Regions from separate parts of the Homo sapiens genome. Here region 1 is linked to region 2. A link is a loop called in an ENCODE intact Hi-C map of the cell type or tissue named here. Cell type or tissue: Caco-2. All regions are shown on one strand. Links, peaks and the distances in the headings refer to the core of each region. The heading gives the core; the rest is flanking DNA.

Evidence for each region. Peaks named below come from ENCODE experiments on the same cell type or tissue, not always from the same donor. Only the 100,000 strongest peaks of a DNase experiment are listed, where the experiment ranks them.
Region 1: it touches region 2 in a loop (20-fold over the local background); 3 of 110 quality-filtered maps call a loop at or near these places.

The regions. Positions count from the first base shown.
Region 1 is chr2:187,657,962-187,660,888 of GRCh38, reverse strand. No RefSeq gene overlaps it. Among named protein-coding and RNA genes, the nearest start is that of TFPI, 100 kb to the right of the region's middle. In Caco-2, for the core only: a CTCF peak has its summit at 1,715; no DNase peak of the experiment used is centred there.
Region 2 is chr2:188,511,283-188,514,209 of GRCh38, reverse strand. The region is part of intron 4 of GULP1 (GULP PTB domain containing engulfment adaptor 1); the gene reads right to left. Among named protein-coding and RNA genes, the nearest start is that of MIR561, 220 kb to the right of the region's middle. In Caco-2, for the core only: CTCF peaks have their summits at 125 (motif pointing left) and 1,548 (motif pointing right); no DNase peak of the experiment used is centred there.

The DNA.
Region 1 (2,927 bases), core at 227-2,726, 850 kb after region 2:
ATCCCTTCCTTACACCTTGTACAAAAATTAATTCAAGATGGATTAAAGACTTAAACATTAGACCTAAAACCATAAAAACCCTAGAAGAAAACCTAGGCATTACCATTCAGGACATAGGCATGGGCAAGGACTTCATGTCTAAAACACCAAAAACAATGGCAACAAAAGCCAAAATTGACAAATGCGATCTAATTAAACTAAAGAGCTTCTGCACAGCAAAAGAAACTACCATCAGAGTGAACAGGCAACCTATAGAATGGGAGAAAATTTTCGCAACCTACTCATCTGACAAAGGGCTATCCAGAATCTACAATGAACTCAAACAAATTTACAAGAAAAAAACAAACAACCCCATCAAAAAGTGGGTGAAGGATATGAACAGACACTTCTCAAAAGAAGACATTTATGCAGCCAAAAGACACATGAAAAGATGCTCATCATCACTGGCCATCAGAGAAATGCAAATCAAAACCACAATGAGATACCATCTTACACCAGTTAGAATGGCAATCATTAAAAGTCAGGAAACAACAGGTGCTGGAGAGGATGTGGAGAAATAGGAACACTTTTACACTGTTGGTGGGACTGTAAACTAGTTCAACCATTGTGGAAGTCAGTGTGGCGATTCCTCAGGGATCTAGAACTAGAAATACCATTTGACCCAGCCATCCCATGACTGGGTATATACCCAAAGGACTATAAATCATGCTGCTATAAAGACACATGCACACGTATGTTTATTGCGGCACTATTCACAAGAGCAAAGACTTGGAACCAACCCAAATGTCCAACAATGATAGACTGGATTAAGAAAATGTGGCACATATACACCATGGAATACTATGCAGCCATAAAAAATGATGAGTTCATGTCCTTTGTAGGGACATGGATGAAATTGGAAATCATCATTCTCAGTAAACTATCGCAAGGACAAAAAACCAAACACCACATGTTCTCATTCATAGATGGGAATTGAACAATGAGAACACATGGACACAGGAAGGGGAACATCACACTCTGGGGACTGTTGTGGGGTGAGGGTAGGGGGGAGGGATAGCATTAGGAGATATACCTAATGCTAAATGATGAGTTAATGGGTGCAGCACACCAGCATGGCACATGTATACATATGTAACTAACCTGCACATTGTGCACATGTACCCTAAAACTTAAAGTATAATACTAAAAAAAAAATTCACATTTCCAGTTTTTCTTCATAACTTAGATCCAATAACAGAAGCCCACGTTGCTGCTTTGGAGTGAATGCTTTGCTGGATGGGAAATTAATCATAAGGCTGAATCAGGGATTATAAATCCCTTATATCATAAAGCTGAAGCAGGGATTAAATGAAAAAGGAAAAAAATTAAATATCATTGTTGCAGGACTTTTCCTTAGTTCAGCTAAAAACAGGGTCCTTGTCCCACAGCCACAAAAATTTAGGCTTGCAGACAATTTGAAGGGTGAGTAAAGCAGGGTTTTATTGGGTGAAAATGAAAAAAAGAGGGAACAGTGACTCTCCAGAAGGCCAGAGTCCCTGCTGGTGCACTTCCCATCTTGCAGCTTGAATCCCAGTTTCCACAGGAAGAGAAGGGGCCAATCTCCTCCCCGCTACAATGGCGTGAACTTCTGTGTCTCCACCAGGTGTGCAAGTCAGGTGGAGTTTTTCTGAGGACCCCTGGCCACCTGTCTGTCTCATTGCCCCCTCTAAAGAAGTGCATCTAACTGCCCTTAGAATAAGGAAAAGGATAAGGATGAAGACGGGTCTTAACTGCATCCTACTGACTGTTTTGGGGAACTGCAGTCAGAGCTCCCTCAGAGGCTTATCTAAGGATGCCTGACAGAAGGGGCTGTAGTCAGAGGCTCTGGTTGCATGACCTGAGTTTGATGGCCTGAAGTCAAAAAACGACAAACCGGGTTATTAGAAAACATCTATGAAAATGAAACAAGGGGAAGGGTAAGGACAGCTCAAACATCCTGAGTTCTTTTACTAGTTTGCAGAGATAGCGGGAAGCCAAAAGCCCCACTGGTTAAAAAAAAAAAAAAAAACTTTATCCTCTTGCCAGCATGTTAGGCTTCTGGGTTCCCTTCCCCTGGGACCAATCTTAAGCCAATCAGTTTAAGGTTTGGGAAATTAACTCTTTCCAGTTTAGAGGATGTATCTGAGGAGAGTGTTCCATAGTACAGAGACACAATTACCTATCTGTGAAGAGAGGACAGAGGAGGAGAAAGGAAAAAAGAAGGCATTTTTCAAAGGAATCCCAGGGGCTCAGGATGCATTTGAGAGAGATACAGACTGAAGATGAATGACAACCCATCTAGAAAGAGAGGAGCGGGTATCCCTGGTTCCCTTCTCTTCCTAGCAGATACCCGGGGTACATGAGGGAGAGAGGGAAGAGCATCCTCTTTCCCTCCTCCATTCTTGCATCTCCAAATCCTGGTGACCTTGGCAGGTGCCGCCACGGGTTGCAAAGCAGCTTGCACCCATGAATCAGGGAGGGCCTAAAGAATAGGAATTGTCTGCTCTCACCTATGTATTTTTCCCTCCTACTATCAGTAACCTTGGATTACCTAGATCTCATTTATGCCATGGATACTAATGTGGCCTTTATCTATGAAACAGGAAGCTTGGGCTTGGCTTAATCTGCAGGAATCAGCCACATTCACCTATGCTGTGCCTTTTAACTTCCATTATTGTCTGCCTCTGGATCTCTTATATCTAGTTTTCTTTCCTAGGGCTTTGACCCAAAGCTTAGAATTGAGTTTGGGACAAATGTGTCTGTGGGATGTTGCATGGACTCCTTATCATAATCTGAATGCTAAGGTGAAACTATGGAACTGAGTCTCCCTCCAACAAGCAAGAGAGAAGGATGTCTTATGACACACCCAGATAACTGGTGGCTATAGTTATGCTTGCTAGGATTTGGGT
Region 2 (2,927 bases), core at 108-2,607:
AAACAAGTAAGATAATTGTTTACTCAATTGTTTTAGCTCAGGGTCCCAGGTGGCAGGAGCCTTGCCCGATAGCTCGGGGCAAAGCTGGAAACAGCCCTAGACAGGACGCCACCCAGTGGCAGGGCGCACACACACACACACACACACACACACACACACACACACACACTCAGAAGGGGACCATTTAGACAGATCAGTTACCAAACCTGCGCATTTTGGAATATGGGAGGAAACAGGAGTACTCAGAGAAAACCCACGCAGATATGGGGAGAACCTGAAAACCCCACACAGACAGTAGCCCTGTCTGGGAACTGATATTTTTTTTCTCATCAACCTTATAACCAATAACATGGAATAAAACAACATTGAATCAAAGAGTGTTATTCAAGGCCCTGCTGTAAATCCAAATAGACAAAATTTATTACGGTGAATTTTTTTTTAAGAAATATCAGGCCATAGAGTTTACATGAGTACAAGTGTGTGTCTTGCACAATTGTGTGCTTGTGCCTGGAAAATGCAACAAGGTTTTTCTGTTTATTTATGAATAAATACGTTAATTTTAATATTAATATATGTTCACTAAGAAAAATGAGAACACTCCAGAAAATGTATCAATGAAAATAAGCATCAACTTTTACCTCACAGCCAAGAAGTGGCTTTCTTAAAAATATTGCACATTATCTTTTCAATTTACATTAAAATAAAAGTGATCGGCCAATGACAATATTAAGCAAACCTAACAAAACCTCATCAATTACTATATAATTTGGCATTATTGTGTAAATATGCAGGTATAAGTGATTGTATCTACATATATTGAACTTTGAGATTAAAACATTGAATATGACTCCCAAGCAAAATGGACAGATAAGAATGATATAAAACACAGATGGGAAATTTAGAATATTAGATTATAAAAGGTAAGATGTAGTCATTGATCTAAAAATGTTTTGTGTATTATTAGTCTATATAATGAAAGTTATAACAGCATGGCATATAGTTCGTCAGATTTTACAAACTAGTAAATGTCTTTTTTAAATCTTCTATAAAGACTCTGATAAATACAGAACAAGTTTCTGATACTATAGATATAATTTTATATTCAACATAAATACTCCACCCCATGTATCTCTCCACTCAATGTATTTGAATACTTATTGTTTAGGCAGATGTACAAAAGACAGCATTTTACAGGCTGCAGTCTGCTGAAATTAAATCTATAGAAATGTTATCAAACTTGCTATTGTAAACAAAATATTTACCTTGGTGACTCTTAAAATGCTAGTAAGATATGTCGTATTTGGTTAATATTTTCCAAAATTCCTATAATTATTTTTCAAATAGTTAAAATGAAAACAAAGACTTCTCTTTTAAGCTAATTTCCACAAGTGATGTCTATATTCATTTCTTCCATTCTTTCACTGTATTCTATTTAACAAAATGTGTGGAAGTTTGAGGATTCTACCCTCGTTATCAAATATTATTCAAAATGGAAGATTTTTTCACTTGAAAGGCTGAATAGTTGTTTTATAACTTGCTTCTTTGCCAGTAGAGAGCAGTGTTGGACATCATATGGACTCATTTAGAATATCTGCTTTCCTTCCTCAAATGTTTCAGAATCACTATGAATAATGTAGGACTGTTTTTAAATATCAGAAAAATAACAATTAAATAGCTAAAGAGTTACGAAGTCTAACTGCTATGAAATTTGACAGTATTTAACATACAAAGGACATCATTTATAACAAAAATGTCTGGAATACACATTTTATGTATAGTAAATTCAAAATATGCCAATTTTATGTAGATAATATGTTCTCTACAGAATTACTGTAAAATATTAAGGGAGAATAATTCCTACTTTTTATAATATAAAAGTTTTATATTGCTTCAAGATTAATAAATATTGGTGGCATAACAATGAATATTCTCATTATTTTTTAAAAATGCGTATATATCTTTGTAACCAATGTTGCAGAGCCTCAAATATGATGGGACTAATTTTCTTTGAGGCAATTTGACTCCATATGTGCAAAAAAAAGGAAAAGTATTTAAGCCTGTTAGCTACTCAACTGTACCTAGTAGATAAGCTATATAGGAGTAAGCTAATTTAATTTTATAGCCTTTATTTGGCTGACTTCCTATGGTCCCATTGCCAAGCAATACAGAAAAAGCCATTTTTAAAAAGCACATCATAATAGTCATTTGCTAAAGCAGGGTCAGAATCAACTGGATTTAAACTTATTAATCAAAACTATAATCCTGAAAAAAACTAAAATAGATACACCAACAAAAGGTTATACTTTAAATTTTAAATTAAATACTCTAAAAAGGTTATCCCTTTAAAGGACAAGGAAGTTTTGATAGAAAATTTTTAAAATATGGACTGAGTATTAAAAAGTCCACATTTTATATTTAATATTTGTTCCTCATTTTATTATAACAATTATTTATTACATTGTATTTGTTCATGTTTTACATGGATATAGGGTATATTATTTTTATAGTCTCTTGTTTTAAAATACAATTTCCATGTTTAAGTCCAAACAAGTCTACTTGCTATAAACAAGAAACTGTGTTCATTGCTCAGGAGGCTCTCCCACCGAGTTTGTACCACATGGTCACACTAAGAAGCAGCGAGTTTTTGTCCTGCCTGTGGAGTCCCTCCCACACTCAAACATCCTTCACATCTGAAGAGTGAGACAGGTGGAGTAAATAGGGCATTTATCTGTATTGCTATCAACAGAAGTGTTATAAAAATAAATAAGCATCAACTTGAATAGAAAACCAAAAGCATGGGGTTTGGAGCCAGGCAAGCTTCACAATTCATTTCTCACTAGAGAATCACATGATTATAAAACACATGGGCTGTGGAAATATTCTCATGTAACTTGCATTATTTTACAGATGTGAAAACTGAGGATAGT